Regions from separate parts of the Mus musculus genome. Here region 2 is linked to region 1. A link is a loop called in an ENCODE intact Hi-C map of the cell type or tissue named here. Cell type or tissue: left cerebral cortex. All regions are shown on one strand. Links, peaks and the distances in the headings refer to the core of each region. The heading gives the core; the rest is flanking DNA. Region 1 overlaps Dlg2 (discs large MAGUK scaffold protein 2). Region 2 has its middle 35 kb from the start of Tmem126b.

What was found. A loop is a pair of places that touch in the nucleus more often than their neighbours do. Peaks named below come from ENCODE experiments on the same cell type or tissue, not always from the same donor. Only the 100,000 strongest peaks of a DNase experiment are listed, where the experiment ranks them.
Region 2: a loop joins it to region 1, with 16 times the contacts of the local background. A loop is called at or near these places in 17 of 42 quality-filtered maps.

The regions. Positions count from the first base shown.
Region 1 is chr7:91,222,047-91,231,709 of GRCm38, reverse strand. The region is part of intron 1 of Dlg2 (discs large MAGUK scaffold protein 2); the gene reads right to left. Among named protein-coding and RNA genes, the nearest start is that of Gm24552, 16 kb to the left of the region's middle. In left cerebral cortex, for the core only: a CTCF peak has its summit at 5,050 (motif pointing right); a DNase peak (open chromatin) is centred at 5,057; H3K27ac peaks cover 696 bases.
Region 2 is chr7:90,506,636-90,516,298 of GRCm38, reverse strand. It overlaps a transcript of Dlg2 not described here. Among named protein-coding and RNA genes, the nearest start is that of Tmem126b, 35 kb to the right of the region's middle. In left cerebral cortex, for the core only: CTCF peaks have their summits at 3,811 (motif pointing left) and 7,987 (motif pointing right); DNase peaks (open chromatin) are centred at 3,797 and 7,960.

The sequences.
Region 1 (9,663 bases), core at 1,130-9,129:
GCAGTTTCCCATCATGGGGATATAAAGCCTAAGAAAGGAAAGTAAGCCAGGTCCATTTATGAAAACCCATTTATACTATCAGGCAGCTATGACTTCAAACAATGTGTACTGAGTCCATAAAAGAGCTCAAAGAGGGCACTACAAAGGTGAATATATCTGTCCACGCAGTGTCAGAGAATGAGCCCTTCTTTCTCAAACATACAAGGTGCTTTGAACCTTCCTATCCCTTATTATGCAATTCCTTAAAATATAATTGAAACTGGATTTGCATTAAGTACCTGACATTCCTATATGAGCAACAAAATCCACTTCTGAGTTTTTGGAGACTCGGTGGTGTCTCAAAGACTTTAATTTATGCTTGAAAGTATTGACTCATGAGTGTTGAATTGACTTTCTCTTCCTAATCTGTATCTAACTCCTTACTACAAACATCTGTCTTTTCTTGCATTAGTATATTAATGCAGAGGGGAAATCTACCAACATTACAGCATTTCCATTTGAGTAGGTCTTGTAAAATCACTTGCCCTGTAGACTACATTTCCAGAGCACAATTTAATCAGTGCATTTTAGAATGCCTCAGACATGTCCTTTCACACAGGAACTATAAAGTCCACCGAAAAACATACCAAACAAACTGTGTTTCTGTAAGTTTCAAGAGGAAAATATCATATATTTGAACAAAAAGATGTGTATTGGTATGTGTGTACAAGTCTTCAAGTAATCAGAAATGTGTAAAATATATTTTACTATACTTGGCTAATTTTTAGCTACTTAGACACTTGATTTTATATCCTTTTACCAAAAAACAACTGAAAAGAAAGTAAAAGAGAAAGAAACACAAATAACTCACATAAGATGTTTAGTCTCGTAGGTCAATCAATGCTGATGCAAGGCATCAGCAGTCAAGAGAGTTTCCTTTGGAAAATAAATTTGTCATGTTCGGCGCTTGTTCTATCAGTAAAATAAGTTTATTCTATTCTATTGAGTATCACTTTTTTTTCATTATGCATTTTATCCTGAGCCTTCAAAGCCAGATAATTATATGCACTCATAAAGTAACCTGGACACATTTTAAAGGACATTAATGAGTATTTTCATATGACCATCAGCACCCTTCAGCATACACTAAATGAGGTGCAGTATTCCCTCTACAGGGGCCTTGAACATCACACCCAAGCCATTGCTGACACATGTATCATAGACTGGAAGAATGCTGTGAAGATGACCAGTACTTGTAGAACAACATTCATCTCATAAAGCAGCAGCAGCGCCTTAACCTTTAAAGATGAAAAGCAACATTATACAATGATGGAATTAATGTTATTTTCCTATTCTGGCTTTTTTTTTTTCATCCAGATTAGACTAGAGAAAGTTGAAACACACCACATATTAGTTTTCACCTTCCTTCCTATCACAGTAGTGATTTTACGTTTATTTGAATTTCCCATGAGTATCATGATCACTTCTGTTTCTCTTCTCCATCATCATATGTCAATAACTCAGTCAGGTGCAATAGTCAAAATAGTTAGCAACTGATTTGGTACAGACATTAATCAACTAGAATGAATGTTCCTTGAATAAAACAAACTGGATTTTTTTGTGTTGTGTTCTATGTACCTGACATAGAATGAAGAACAAAGTAAGCCATTTGCAAATGACTGCCAAATAAACTGATGGATGGACAAATTAACTAACTTGCCAGACAAAGCTGCCTTCCATCCCATTTTAAATTAGTCAAAAATTCTATAGTTTAATTTTATTCAATCAATCACTTTTTTGAATCCCTGTATTATAGGCATTTATAAAAAATGTTTAGCTTAAGTTTTGAGTAAGGGAAAGAGGAAGAGTAGGAAGCTCAAGAAAAATAATCTATATCTTTATGACACTTACAATATAGTGTAAAAAGAAAAAAGATACCTTCAATAATACTAATATAACAGTGCAAAAGGAAACTAATTTTCAAGGCAATTGATATTCAAAGTAGACCTATTGAATTCTGGAAGCCAAGGACATCACCACATAAAATAAAGGCTTTGAAAGTTAAACGATCTGGATTTGAATCTCAGCTCCAGCATGATGTTGGTGAGGCAGCCATAGTAAAATTATTAAATCATTCTTCACAATCATTTTACTCTTAAAATAATTGTGAAATCTTATGTGAATTATAAATATAATGATTTAGCTATTACACATTTTGCATAGTAGATATTTTTGCAGATTATTCTTTATCAGGCATGAAACCTCAATGTATATTAAGTTGGAAGATAGAATTTGTCTATTATTCAAGGGGAAGTGAAATTATTGTCATTAAAATTCAAATTAGACACAGAAACTACAATAGGTGTTAAAACAGAGCCATTAATATGAATTATCCTGTGACATGCTGCTTTGTCTTACACCATGGCATTGCATATAGTCAAACCTCTAACTTTTCTAGAGCCATAAATGTGAATTATCCTGTGACATACTGCTTTGTCTTAGAGCATGGCATCCCATATAGTCAAACCTCTAACTTTTCCAGAGCCATGAATGTGAATTATTCTGTAACATACTGCTTTGTCTTAGAACATGGCATCCCATATAGTCAAACCTCTAATTTTCCTCATCTGGACAGTGGAATTACTCCAAGTATAATATATTATTGTGTAAAATTAAATTTTAAAAAAAGTGATTGTCACATTGTACATGTTTCAAACATGGAGAACTTCAAAGCATTCTGAGTGAAAGTTGATAAAATCACTTCCCATTTGAAAACTGAACTCTGAATTAATGAAATCCTTGCTTTCTCTAGACTCGTTATCAAATTCTTTTTCAATGAAACTATACTATAGAATGATTGACATCATTAGGAAACTGGAAAGGAAGAACAACCTATCAGACTCCATGTATACAAAATTCCAGACTCCCAATGTCTGAAAACGGTGAGTATCCGCACCAGAACTCTTTCCGAAGTTGACTGCTATGACCATGAATTCTGCTCCCTTACACCTTTCCCAAACTGGTTTTTCTAGGACAGGAATGTACTGTCAGGAGCAATTCAGCACACGGCATGCTTGCTTCTGAATAAGGAAAGGATGCTAAGATAATAATGTAAGCAAGATATTGGGAATAATTTTGAATCTTAAATCCTGCCACTTTTCAAAAAAAAAAGTATCTTGAAGCAATCTTGTGCATCTAGAAATTGGAAATATAAATACTTTACATGCTAATTATTTCCAGTGCACACACACAGAAACTGAGCTCTGAAACCAACCTCCTTCTAACTCGAGATGTTTCTATTACCCATTTCTGGCTTTTATGGAGTGAGCTGTCATATTATTTTATACCTTACAACTTGCTTGCTGTATTTATTTTTATTTCATTTTTTAAAACTTGTCCTGTAGTACTTTATTTTTAAAAAGAGATTTATTATTTAATCTATATATTGGAGTACACTGTTGCTGTCTTCAGACACACTAGAGTGGGTATTGGTTCCCATTACAGATGGTTGTGAGCCACCATGTGGTTGCTGGGAATTGAACCACCGACCTCTAGAAGAGTGGTCAGTGCTCTTAACCTCTAATCCATCTCTTCAACCCCTTGTTTTTATTTTTAATGTATTTAAAAATACTGAAATATCATCACGAGATATTCAATTCTACTCAACCCATTAAATATCAAGGTAATGGCAAAGTTCATTTTTCAGAAATGTGCCTGATTAGTTATTATACAATGGCATCCCAGAGTTAAAAAAATTAAGCTTTTAAGATGGTGTAACTTTTATGATATTAGAGGGTTTAAAAATACAAACAACGATTTCACCTCCTCACAAGGCTATATAGTTAGTTATAGGAACATTTTGCATAATAAAAATATTAAATGTTATCTTGGAATATGCATGTCATGTAACAAAGTAATGAACAGTTACTGTTTTATAAGGCAATAAAAAGAACTCAGAGTTTACAGCTAGAATACATTTATAAACTTGAGGGCCAAACTTTAAGTACTGGAAGTTTTGAAAACAATTTTCCAAAGAATTATTATGAGTATGCATGAAAAGTGTTACATTCTATTTGTCTGAGCCTCTTTCCATTTGGCTCATGCAACTTTGATATGTGATAGCTGACTGCCTTTCATCTTTTCAGTGATTGGCAATCATAATTTAAAGCTCTTGAGGCTACTGCTTTGAAACATTTTACTAGCCCTTCTATTTATTAAGTCATGCTCTACAAAGTATAAAAGTATATGGTTTTTGACAAACTTTTAACTTCACATAATCATTGGAACCATCAGTGAAGATACAGAACATGTCCTTTACACCAGAAGTTTCCTTCTAACTGTGGCTCGTTACCTCGTTTGATGCTTGCACAGCTGATAATCATTGAGCTTGCTGCAATTTTCAGAGTTTCTTGCTTACAGAATGTCCTATGAGTGAAATTACATACTATGTAGTCTGGTTTCTTTCAGCTAATTCACTTGAGAGTCATCTATGTTATTATGTATATCAATAACTCATTTGTTTAGAATGGAAGAAAGTATTCCAGTGGGTAGATGGACAACTGTTTATTCATTAACCACTGGGTGGACATTTGCTATCCATTCAGCTATGGATTATATAGACAAACCTTCAATAGACCTTTGTGTGCAGATGTTGCATAAAATAACTTTGCAAACTACTGATCTGTCTTCCAGAGTGATTAAGCTATTCTGTATCCCAATTGCAATATGTGTAAATCATCTTCATCATCTTTACCAATATTTGGTATTGGCTCTCCTTCTTTTTGTTTTTCTCATCCTCCTCCTCCTGACCTTTTCCTTGAGTCATTCTAAAAGTCTCTAGTTGCATCTCATAAGGTTTTAATATATTTTACCTTTTTATACAGAGAATTAAAACTTTGTGATGTTCCCCTGTATGTCTGATGATTTATTATTCAGCGTTAAATGGCTTCACTTTTGTGAAATGTATGAATATGTCTAGTAAATTCCTCCTTCTATACTCAGTGATGAGTAACATCACTGTTCTCATCTCAATGAATTTTGTGCTCAGCATCCTTAACGCCATTACAAATTTTGTCCACTAGATGGCAGCTGCTCGATTGTTTAGAGCTGCCAGGTAGCTAAAGCTAAGGAAGTCGTTGTATAACAAAAGGATAGTCAGTCCGTGAATTGTGAAATGCTTTCTACCTTGATCAGAAGAGAAGGAAAAGGGATTAAAAAAAAAAGGCACTACCACTTTACTGAGTGCCAAATTGGAGCTCATCTTAGCCCAATGTGTGCAATTTTAAAGTAATTTCAATTTAAATTTGGAGTTACCAAATATGGATCAAGTACACCATATAAAAATACAAATCCCAGTGTCTTTTGAATGTAAGTCAGTGACATCTGGTCAGCAAATACCTTGTTGCAGGCAAAATCAGAAATATGATCTATTTTCTATACAATGTACAATTTAAAGAAAATCCTTGGAAATATAAATGTTTTTAAGTTTTGAAATACTAAACCTATATATTTTCTGTATAACTGGAGACAAGTTCAGATATTGGCTGTGGTTTGTTTATTTTTCCTTGTTACTTTAGTGCCATATAAAGACCCTCTCTAAACGGGATTTCATTAATTAATACAATATTTATGAAATTGTATTTTTTTCTCAAGCTTTAAGTTAGATATCCTAAGTGTCAGGAAGCCTAAAATCTAATTATATAGGTTAAAATATAAATGATAATAACTATTATTGCACTTTAAATGCCAAGAGGTATTCTCATACATGAGCATATTACCTACGAATTACTGGTATAATCTAAAGACATACTATAGTGCCTATATTACAGAGGTGATAAGTGATACTTTACCAAATGGGCCACTATAATTCACACAAAATACAGTTCATAGACCTAGTGTACAATTGATGTTACCTGAGTGCAATCTTTGTTACCACATGACATGAAAGAAAACGAAATATTTCCATACCATTAGGGGTGGAAAATTTTCAAAAGTTAATGTCCTCCACACTTGCCCATACAACTCCTATGATGAATATAGAGCAAGATGTACCAGAAGAGATATCTAAGACGGCAGCTGGGTGGGTGACAGAGTCAGGAAGCAGGAGACATACTTGCAAGAATGATGATACTAAAGGTGTTTTAAAAAGTTATACTGAAGCCTACTAATTGGGAAGTTTCCTGATTGAAATATTTATATAGTATTTAAATGGAATTGCCATTTAAAGGGATGATAATGTCCCCACAAGATATCACTAGCAATAAAATGTCAAGTGACAGGAATGGATTACTTCTTTGGACTTACAGGCCAGTGGATTTCATAGACCATCTCTCTCTCTCTCTCTCTCTCTCTCTCTCTCTCTCTCTCATACATATACACACAGAGAAGGAGACAGAGAGGAGAGAGGCGGAGGGTTATAGGCTATTGCTCTTCGTTACCTTCCAGAACTTAAGGGTAAGAACTATAGCTAAAGATATTACATTCATGTGTCATAGAACAAGGAGAAATCAAGCTGGTATGAACCTGGAAGGTTCATCTCTCCAGGCTAGATTTCATCCTGCTGGGAGATAGAATGCATATAACCAAAGGGAAAAAGTAATCACCAATCTTATCAAGCTATGAACTCTGAAAGCTACAAAAACTACTACCAAGCAAGATATGCCCAGGGCTTCAATAATGGCATATATGCCATGGGAAAACCCACCTCTTTCTGATTGGACTTAAGACCTGCTCCACAAGGTGAAAATCATACCTTTCACTGCAATTAGGGCCAAGAACTTGTGGCTAAATGAGTCATAAATTCTAGCGGGCAGCTTACTGGTATTATTTTGTTAAATAGGCATAGTGCTAAACTAACTCCTAACCAATTATTGTTATACTCATAGATTAACGCAGCCATCTCTCAACCACTATCAGAGAAGTTTCTTTTTTATAGTAGATGACAATTAACACAGAAATCCACCACTAATCAAGTTGTAGAGAATAAGTTTCTTTGAAATACTCAACTCTAAATGAGATATCTTTATTGTACCTCTTCCTTCCTGGGCTCAAGTATCATCATGGAAGAGAGATCGGGAAAAACTGTAAGTGCCAAAGATAGTAGATGACTTCTAAGAAACGGTATTTTAACAATACAACATTTGTTCATATGAATTCGATAGTGGGTGTGACAACATGCACAAGACTTTAGTAACACCAAGCCAGACAAAATTTAAGCATGTAAATGGGAAGTAGACATAAAGTCTACCCCTAGCTAAGAAATCAGTGACAATTTATAACTGGCAGGAGAGTCAGCTTTCTTTAAGGTTGTTATCATTGGTGAGATATGTTCTAGTAGGTGGCCACATATCTACAACTGTATAGGCCACACAAATTGCAATCAGTGGGCTAACAAAGGGAAAAGGGGAGACATTTGTGTGGGTAGAAAAGGGCACAGATCTGAGAGGAGATGGAAGAAGAGGTTGGATAACATTAAAATGTAATGGATGACATTCTCAAAGAAATATTAAAGTGAAGAAAAAAAGCACCTCATCTTCATGGTCTATGTATGTCAAAATAATATTCTGTAATATTATCATCAGTTATAATCCTTATCTGTTGGTACTACAATGATATTCTGCAGCCAACAAAAAGAATAAATGCATAAATATCCATGAAGACTCACAAACACATATGGTTCATTATCATGTTGGCGTTGCCACACAGACGTGGGGCCCCTTCCTCCCCTTTAAACTCTGTCTAGATTAGGAGAGCGAAGAGGGAAAGAAACAAATCAACATTTTCCCAAATCATATTATTTAAATTCTTACAAGTTCTTCGGTGTCATTTATGGATTCAAAGAAGACCTCGATGCTACTCTTTCTTGCTACCTCAACTCCCCTTTACATTTAGCCCAAAACTTCTCAGTCATAATATAACTGACCTTAAATTAAAGACTTTTGATTCCTACTCCAAAAGTTCACCTTGATATACATTCAGGATATAAAACAGTTATGTTTATCTGTATGCTTCCCCTCTATAATTATGATTTAATTCACTAAGCATGCATTAAGCCTCCACTGCATGCAATCTGCTTAGGTATAATCTATTGCCGGGGAACAGGGAGCAAATGGTATTTTCTAACATAGACTCCTAATTTGTCTGCTTTGTGGAGACCTTTAGCAACATATATCTTAAATATTTTGCAGTACAGGGAATAAAGTGTCAATGATTGTGGACCCAGAAGGACTGTTTATAACTGAAATTTGTTTATAACTGAAATTTATAACCCATAAAGTGTAGGCTATACACACCTCTTTATTAGTTTCTCGATGTTTGTCCCTATCCCTTCTAACTTGGTTCTTAAAATTCTTTATATAAGGGTTGGTGAGTTGGTTCAGCAAATAAAACACTTGTACTTCAAACCTGAAGATGAAAACATACATAACAGTGGAAGATGAAACCGATGCTACAAAATTGTCTTCTGATCTTCACATACAACATTCAAATATCTACTCACAGGGGAAGAGAAGCAAAATGAGAGGGAGGACACAGAGACAGAGATGGAGACAGAGACGGAGACAGAGACAGAGACAGAGACAAAGACACAATCAAAGACAGGAATAGAAACACCCAGATGCAGACACAGACAGAAAAATATTGAAAAAATAAGGTAAAAGAAGATTATTTGTCTTTTAGTCACCCTTAGCTGGTATTGTTCTTGCTGTTTGTCTAGTAGTTCTTATAAAATGAATTTTTTCTGGAGCCAGGCTCAATTCAAGAAAGACCCCTTCATGAGTTCCAGGATGTACCTGTATCAGAAACTACTTACTATGTGGTCCATCTTCCTTTGATAAAGCTTCCTCTGCTGACCACTTTTTCCAGATTTACTTATTGATGACAATGATATTTTATCACCCTTCCTAATTTGTTAAGTAGGTAACTGCTCTAAGGATAAATTTCTTTTCAACTATTTAATTACTTTAAATTTTAATTCGTATCAAACGGGATAATTATTTAATTCCTTCCCTCTGTATATCAGTTTCCAAAATAATAAGGAGGTGTTGCAGGATTTTCCCTGTCCAATTACATTAGGGCATCGGGAGGCCTGTGATTAGACAGGAAAAGGGAGACAGTCCTTAAGTTGCAGAGACGGAGAGCATAGCAGAGGAGATAGAGGAAGGAGAATGGAGGTGGACCAGCATGGCTTGAACCAGCCACAGGTAGTTATGATATCATAAGGTTAGAATAATTGGGATGAAATTTTCATCATTATCCACTGGCTCTGAAATTATAGTATTGGCATCTTATAAATTGTGATTTTATTGATACATAAATCTGACTGGTTAACCATAATTATAAGCTTTAAGAGTTCTGATTCGACCAAGTTATTGGGTGTTGTGATGGCTGACCCATGGGGTGGGCAGTCATTGCATGGCAGTGAGAGGAATTTGGAGGCTCCAGCCCACCAGAGAGTTGGTGGGCAGAGAGACCACGGAGTTGAGATCACCTGGCTGGAGCCCTGTGTCTTTCTGCTGTCAGCATTAGTACAAGAACATGGTGGGTTCATTTTTTAATATTTCCCGCAACAAGAAGGTTCCCCAGCATTCTCCTAAACTGAGAATAAGGGGAATCTTAAATACTATTGTTACATTAACAAATTTAAACCTATCTGGTATGTTTTAATCCACTCATTATTATATTTTC
Region 2 (9,663 bases), core at 771-8,770, 720 kb after region 1:
CAAGAAAGGGAGCTTGAATCTCACTTAGAAGAGGTAATAAAATAGTCATAAGAGGCAGATGGAGGGAGGGAACTGGAAGGGAAGTGGTATTGCAGGGAATGGAGAAGTCAAGTTCAGGTGTGGGGAAGGGCCTGAGAGATGGCTAGATAGTCTTGAAAACAAATGGAAATCTGCAATTGACAGGGGTGAGGAGAAGGGTGGCATCTCCAGGACAAGACAGAGACCTGGGATAAGAGAGGTGCCCAAGAATTAATTGAGGTGACCTTAGCTGTGACTCATTACATTGGGGGTATGGAACTTGAAGAGGCTACCTTCTGTATCCAGACAGGAACTCCAGTTGAGCATTAGAGACACCAACCCACCCATAAAACTTTAAACCCAAAATTTATCCTGTCTACAAGAAATGTAAGCATAGGGGAGGGAGCAGAGACTGAGGAAATAGCCAACCAATAACCAGCTCAAATAGAGACCCATCCCATGGGCAATGCTTGCAGACAGGTACAGTGGATAGATACAGATACCCACAGCCAAACTAGATGGAGCTTGGGAACTCTTTTTTTTTTTTTTTTTTTTTTTTTTTTGGCTTTTCGAGACAGGGTTTCTCTGTATAGCCCTGGCTGTCCTGGAACTCACTTTGTAGACCAGGCTGGCCTCGAACTCAGAAATCTGCCTGCCTCTGCCTCTGCCTCCCCAGTGCTGGGATTAAAGGCATGCGCCACCAGGCCCGGCCTGGGCTTGGGAACTCTTATGGAAGAATGGGAGAAAGAATTGTGAGCCCCAAATGGAATAGGAGCTCCACAGGAAGACCAACAGAGTCAACTAACTTGGACCCTTGGGGCTCTCAGAGTCTGAGCCACCAACCAAAGAACATCCACATGCTGGACCTAGACTTCCCTGCACATATATAGCAGGTGTGCAGCTTGGCCTTCATGTTGGTCCCAAACAACTGGAGCAGGGGCGACCCCAAAAGCTGTTGCCTGTACATGGGGATATGTTCTACTAGCTGGGCTGCCTTGTCTGTCCTCAGTGGGAGAGGAAGCAGCTAGCCTCATAGAGACATGAGGTGCTGGGGGAGGAAGTGGAGGGGGAGATACCCAGGGGTCCACACACACTCAGAGGAGGAGAGAAAGGATGAAGGAAGGATTGTGAGAGGAGATGACTTGGGGGGGGGGGCAGTGAGCAGGAAGTAAAGTGAATAAGTAAAAACAATTAAATTGAATTTTAAAAAAGAAAAAAATCAACCTATTCAAAATTATTAAACAACCAAAAATGTTTTTAAAAAACAGTTATAGGCAATTGTGAACCATATGATGTGGGTTCTGAGGATGAAACTCAGATCCTCTAGAGGAACAGGAAGTATGTTGAACATCCCACCAGCCCTCTTTTCAAATGTTTCTGACTACAGAATAATACGATCTTGATCAGTTGAAGAAACTTCTCATGGTTTTGTGTTTCCTCCAATGGGTTCTCATCTGAATACTCATAGCTTCAAAGCATGTCCCATTTAACAGACCATGAACACCATGAAAACAGGCGTCATAGCCTTGTTACCACGTCCCTAGAGCCTGACATAGTGTCTCTTAGGAAGCAGAAGTTGAAATATATTTGTTCAAATAAAAGAAGTTTAATGTGCTTTTTCCATCAGCTTCATTAGAGCCAGCTGAGCCCCTACCTCCAAGAAGCTCATAGACTCCTAAGAGAGAGCACACTCCAGTGAATAATAATACTGTATAGTATGTGATACCCCAAAACTCTTAGCACATTGTACAGGAACAAGAGGTAAAAGTGACTGTGCTTAAGAGGACAGGAACCAAGTGACAAGTGCTCCCTTCCTTACAATAACTGTCTATACTAAGTTATTATCTATATTACACTTATTTATTATATAACTGAATAGAATGTATACTCTGTTGATGGCCTTTATCTATTGTTGCTATGCTTATTTAGACCATCTTAAAGGATTTGCTTCTAAAAATAATCTTTAAAGATTGTTTTTCTACTTGGAAATAGATCTACTTGAAGACCCAGCTATACCACTCCTGGGCATATTCTTAAAATATGACTTACCATGCCACAGGGGCACATGCTCCATTATGTTCATAGCAGAATGTGCTAAGAGTTTTGGGGTAGTCAGAAGCTGGAAACAGCCCAGATGTCCCTCAACAGAAGAAGAGATACAGAAAATGTGGTTTATTTACGCAATGGGATATATTATTCAGCTATTAAGAACAAGGACATCATGAGTTTTGCAGGCAAATGGATGGAACTACAAAATATTAACCTGAGTGAGGTAGCTCAAACCCAAAAGGATGTGCATGGTATGTTCTCACTAATAAGTGGACATTAGTCAAAAAAGTACAGAATACCCAGGATACAATCCACAGAACTCAAGGAGGTTAACAAGTCAAAGGGCCCAAGTGAGGATGTTTCAATACCACTTGGGAGGGAGAAGAAAGCAGAGAGCAAAAAGAGGGAGGGAACTGGGTGGGAGAGGGGAGTGGGAAGGGCAGAAGAAGGGGCGAACATGATAAGATATTGGGGGACGAGGAGTGAAGCCCCGATGGCCAGCAGAATTAATGGAAACATACAACCTTGGGAGGTGGAAGGTGGTGCAACCCTCTGGAATATAGCAGAGATCTAGGAAGTGAGAGATTCTCAAGACTCAAAGATAAAATGCCTAACAATGAGGAGAGGGAATTTATAGAACCAACCTGCAGTAGAAAGACAGAGAATCAAGTGGAGGAATGGGGTTGCCACCCCATAGTCAAAAACTTTGACCCAGAATTGTTCCTGTCTAAAAGAACTGCAAGAACAAAAATGGAGAAGAGACTAAGGGAAAGGAGGTCCAGTGACAGGCCCAAATTGGGACCCATCTCAAGGGAAGGCTCCAAGGTCTGACACTATTACTGATGCTTACAGAAAGGAGCATAGCATGGCTGTCCTCCAAGAGGCCCAATAAGCAGTTGACTGAGACAGATGCAGATACTTACACCCAACCAATGGACTTAAGTCAGTGACCCCTGTGGTTGAATTAGGGAAAGTCTGGAAGAACCTAAGAAGGAGGGCAGCCCCATAGGGAGACCAGCAGTCTCACCTAACCTGGACCCCCGAGATATCTCAGACACTGATATGAAGCCCCCAACACGTATACAGCAGAGGAATGCCTGGTCTGTCCTCAATGAGTGAAGATGTACCTAACCCTTGAGACACTTGAGGTCCCAGGGAGGCCTGGCAGGGTGTAAGAGGGTGTGGGAGTGTAGAGATGTGGAGACATCCTCTTGGAGAAGAGAGAGGAGGAATGGGATGGGGAACTGTCAGAGGGTGGAATGGGAGGGGGATAATAACTGGACTGTAAAAAAAATGATTAAAGATAATAATAAAAAATATTGTCTTTCTGTTTAGTATACATATATGTATATGTACATATGGATATATATATATATATATATATATATATATATATATATATATACTCCCTGAAAATATTTCAGCAGCCAAATGATTCATGGGTATAATATTAATAAAATGAGTATACTATCTATAGAAAACCCAAATAGGAAAAAACTTATAGTATTCTTTCTCCCAACTGCCACATACTGACGGTGGAGACCAGCTTCAAGTTTTCTTCCACTACATACCAAAAAGAAATCACCAGATTCTGTCATGCTTCCAAAAAACACTGGGTTAGACTCTCTTTAAGATAAGTCTCATATACCATCAGAGTAATTTTTCCCCTGTTTCAGCTATAGAACAAATCCAAGCAGCAACCACTTTATGAGCAGCCCAAGCACATAACTTTAGTTAAATGGTGCCATCTGGTGACATAAATCTTGCAGTAATACACAAAAGTCCTGAACCAAGAATGGCATTGAAACCTCTTGATAGTAATTGATCCAAAGCATCAAACAGGAGATGTTCTATCTTTCCAGGCATGAGACACTCAATGACTCTCACCCAGATGATAGCTATTTAACAAAGGTGATTAAAACAATTGTCTGAGCCATGTTTGATGCTTCACACTCTATTCTCTACTGTAAAGATCTGGATCCAGTGAGACTCCCTACCCAGCATACAAAGGGCATTTTTAAAGGTGTAAATATCAAAATCCATCTTCAGTCATACCCACTTTCTAAAGTGCCATTAATTGTCATAGAATTTCTATAATTTTCAGCATTTCGAGGGCCACTTCCTAAAGAAATTTGCACATTTAAAGTTAAGCCTCTTTCTCACCCATCGAAGCCTCCATTCTTCTTGTGTATCACTTCCAGGAACTATAAATATAAATTGTTTATAAAAATTTCATTTAGATCGAGAATTGACAAATGGGACCTAATGAAACTCCAAAGTTTCTGCAAGGCAAAAGACACCGTCAATAAGACAAAAAGACCACCAACAGATTGGGAAAGGATCTTTACCTATCCTAAATCAGATAGGGGACTAATATCCAACATATATAAAGAACTCAAGAAGGTGGACTTCAGAAAATCAAATAACCCCATTAAAAAATGGGGCTCAGAACTGAACAAAGAATTCTCACCTGAGGAATACCGAATGGCAGAGAAGCACTTGAAACAATGTTCAACATCTTTAATCATCAGGGAAATGCAAATCAAAACAACCCTGAGATTCCACCTCACACCAGTCAGAATGGCTAAGATCAAAAATTCAGGTGACAGCAGATGCTGGCGTGGATGTGGAGAAAGAGGAACACTCCTCCATTGTTGGTGGGAGTGCAGGCTTGTACAACCACTCTGGAAATCAGTCTGGCGGTTCCTCAGAAAACTGGACATAGTATTACCGGAGGATCCAGCAATACCTCTCCTGGGCATATATCCAGAAGATGCCCCAACAGGTAAGAAGGACACATGCTCCACTATGTTCATAGCAGCCTTATTTATAATAGCCAGAAGCTGGAAAGAACCTAGATGCCCCTCAACAGAGGAATGGATACAGAAAATGTGGTACATCTACACAATGGAGTACTACTCAGCTATTAAAAAGAATGAATTTATGAAATTCCTAGCCAAATGGATGGACCTGGAGGGCATCATCCTGAGTGAGGTAACACATTCACAAAGAAACTCACACAATATGTATTCACTGATAAGTGGATATTAGCCCCAAACCTAGGATACACAAGATATAAGATATAATTTGCTAAACACATGAAACTCAAGAAGAATGAAGACTGAAGTGTGGACACTATGCCCCTCCTTAGATTTGGGAACAAAACACCCATGGAAGGAGTTACAGAGACAAAGTTTGGAGCTGAGATGAAAGGATGGACCATGTAGAGACTGCCATATCCAGGGATCCACCCCATAATCAGCATCCAAACGCTGACACCATTGCATACACTAGCAAGATTTTATTGAAAGGACCCAGATGTAGCTGTCTCTTGTGAGACTATGCCGGGGCCTAGCAAACACAGAAGTGGATGCTCACAGTCAGCTAATGGATGGATCATAGGGCTCCCAATGGAGGAGCTAGAGAAAGTAGCCAAGGAGCTAAAGGGATCTGCAACCCTATAGGTGGAACAACATTATGAACTAACCAGTACCCCGGAGCTCTTGACTCTAGCTGCATATATATCAAAAGATGGCCTAGTCGGCCATCACTGGAAAGAGAGGCCCATTGGACTTGCAAACTTTATATGCCCCAGTACAGGGGAACACCAGGGCCAAAAGGGGGGAGTGGGTGGGCAGGGGAGTGGGGGTGGGTGGATATGGGGGACTTTTGGTATAGCATTGGAAATGTAAATGAGTTAAATACCTAATAAAAAATGGAAAAAAAATTTCATTTAATTCTTGTCTCTAAAGCATGTATAAGAGAAGCTTGCACAGTGTCCCAGTAATGTCTTATAAATGGATTATTGAATGGATGAGAAAAATACCCTTCTCTGGCCTCTCCTCTAGAGCCAGTCCTATCAGAGACAAGAGCTGGGTTTAACAAAGTATCCCTTTCCAGCATCACTCTAGAGTCACTCAGGCTTCTCTGAACTCCTGTAGCACTTTGTTTCAACCCCTAGAGTCTAATTATCAATTACATACTGACGACATTTGTACATATGTATTAATACTACTTTGACTTTAGGGGCCAGTTTTCCCCTAAGGTCCTCAATTTGGACTTCGTACATGTCTATGTAACTAAGTGAAACTTCATAAATACATTGTGAACTATTATTACTCAGATTGTTATAACTTAAATATCCCTAATTGATTTATTTAAATGAGTAAAAAAGCAAAGAGCCACCATAGGCTTTAGCATCCAAGAATATAGCATTCCCTGTGCTAACCAATAAATACTTAATGGAGAGGCAAGAGAGGTGACTTAGCACTCGCCATGGAGCCTCACACCCTGAGTTTGATTCCAAGGATCTGCAAGGCAGAAAGCGAGAGCCAGTTCTCACATTTATTCTCTGACCTCCACGTACTTGCTATGGCACATGTGCCAGTGCACACATGCACATGCACATACACATACATGCACACACACAAATAAGTATAATGAAAATTTCAAGACTTATTTGAAAATCCATAATATGCAGTTTTGTTCCACTGGAGCACATGCAAGTATTGCCCAGTGAGTGCACCTTTTGCATATGACCTAACAGAAGAATCTCCAGGTAACTTTGCTTTTCTCTATTCACAGCAACACAGGTAGAAACCATCATTTAATATCTAAAGGCAGGATCATGTAAATATTTCAGAATGCTATTTATTTTAAAGAGAAACTTGATTCCATAATATCTGTAAATTTATGGATTCTCAATAGACTTAAGAATGTTAAAAGTTCACTCATCTTGTTAAAGAACTAAACCAAATGTTTACAATATGCAAGAAAAAAGAAATACCATTCTCTTCCAAGTTCATGGGTAACATTCAAACACCATGTTAATTTCTCTGAAAGGCCATACTTCTAAGCACCTAGATCACACTTTTGGCATGCCTCAAAATCATCCAAAAGCATTATTAAGACACTATTTGCTGAGCCCTAATTCTGAGTCTGTGATTTAGTAGTTTTTGAGGTGAGACACAAAGCTACACCCGTTGATGTGTGATTGGTGCTGCTGACACAAAAGCCAGTGTGAGGACTTGCTCTGAAAGATTAGAGTGGAGCTAATCTAAAGTCATATAATTGTACAACACTTGTACCATTCACTGTAATCTTATAAAATGTCTTGATTTCTTGATGGTCAGATGACAAAAATACACATAATTCATAGTTACAGCCATAATATGTTTAAGTAGGTCTTACTTTGAAATAATATTACATAAGAGTTAGTATAATGCAGTGCTCAGAAGATAGCAGCACAGGCTAAAAGAATTCAAATCCCAAGAACCCACATAAAATTCCTGCACGGCTATGAGGGTATGCAACCCCAAAGGGTAGATAGAGATAGGGTTTCTGGGTTTGCCACCTGACAACATAGTTCCAAGTTCAGTGAGAGACCCCACCTCAAGAAAATAAGCAGGATTATACATCATAACATCCAATATCTTCCTCTGGCTTCTCCATGTGCACACACATGAATACACACCACACCACACACACACACACACACACACACACACACAAAGAATTGATATAATGTGATTATACAGATTTCTAAATTCAAACAAACACATGGTAAAAACTCTCATACATTTTTATTTCTAGCCATAACACCATTATAAATTATTAAGCAACTATATAACATCTCTGTTTCCTACTTCATCTTCATTTGCTCATAAAAGGAAACATTGTCTCATACAGTTCAGTACTTTTTATTTTGCCTAGAAAAACTCTCTAGCTCATAACAAATATTTTTAAATGATTGTTTACTATTATGAATCAAAGTTATTAAACACTTATTAATAATATTAAAGATTCACACTATGAATTGTATTCACACTCTGGAAAGTGCCGACAGTGTAACAACTACAAACTGTGATAATCTATTGGATAATTTTTTTTTTCTGAGCAGACCACAAGATGTCACCATAACATCTAGAAATGTAGCTTTTAGCATGTTGAAAGTAAACTGATTTTCTATTTTTCAAAACTTAACATTTTTTTATTATACTGAAGCTATAACACTGGAGCATTCATTAGTTAGTATATTTATCCTTTAAACATAATGGACGTATTCTCGATTGTTTTATTAATTTCCCTTTGTAGATATTTTAACAATAGTCACCAGCATACTCAAGCAAAGAACATATCTTTGCAACTGCACTGTGCTTGTGAATGGGCAGTACAGGCTACTGTGCTTCTGCTAAGCATAGCAAATAAATACATAGACAAGTAAAATAAAACATACTGTCTTGGATGAAGTTGTTTATCTTTTGCTACTCATTTTTCTCTCAAAATTTTAAGAAAGTAGAGAATTATCTATATAAATGCAAAAATGGATATATTTACATATGTCATATGTAAATACGTCATGTTCTTTATATGTTTGGAAAAAATATATTGTTAGCTTTCAAAGTACTTTATTCCAGTGTGAGCTTCTGGTGAATGAGAACTCAAAGCAAATCACAAAGGAACTGGAGAGGCAAGGAAGAAAGGCCACCAGGCAATTCACCATGCTCCAGGCTTGCCCCGCTGTTTACCACAAGCTAAACTATCTTACCATTGCTTTTTTATATTCCTTTACTTTCTTTATTCAAAAATATTCTAAAATGTATATTACCCTTATAAACTGATAAAATTACAGTTTAAAATTTTAAAAAGCATTACTGTTGTCTCAGGGAGAACATTTTAAGCAAATGATGAAAGACTACCAAAAAATACTTATATCTAAAGTGATGTTCCTCGTGTATTTATGAAGGGCTTGGTTTCCTGGTCACGTGGAAATATTGCAGCAAAGACCTCAGAATAGCATTTCACTCCATCATCCATTTGTGTTGGCTTTTGGCATTATGAGTCCTGTTTATGAAATTAGCTAGGTATTCATGGTATTATTTCAATGCCTTGGCTATATGAATATTAGACCAATGGTTAAAGCCACAACCTTTCATTATTTGTAACAAAGAGAGGTACAGGGAGGGAGGAGAAATCAAGTTATAGACAATAAAAAATATCTTATTTATCAATGGCTGTCTGTCTAAGCTTTTAGAAAGATGAGAATCTTCCTCAGGACACATGTGGAGACCTTAAGAAAAATACACAGTGAAGTGGTCCATAATAATAACTTAATGGCCAATACTTTGCTTCCCACATAGAGTTCAACAGAAAATTGTGTTTTGCTGTATGATGCTCCATTCTTTGTACTTGCTTTTAATACCAACTGACTTTTTCAAATTAATGCATATGCATATATTACATATATAACATATATATATTACAGTTTAGACTTTGTCCCCCTCTACGTCCACCCTCTAACTGTTTCACGTCCCATGCCTCCTCCCTCAGTCTCCACAAGGATGTCCCTACCTCCCACTCCCACCCCACCAGACCTCCCCACACCCTGGGACCTCCAGCCTCTTGCGGGTTAGGTGCATCTCTCTGACTGAGTCAGAGCTAGCATTCCTCTGCTGTCTATGTGACCAACTGACTTTAAAGGGCCAGCCAGAGCAACTTGCTATGCAGGTTATTACGTAGCAGCCTTTTCTAGATCTATTAGAGAAATTCCAGACACACTATAGGCTCTCTGCCAAGATATTTATCCCTCAGTTAAAA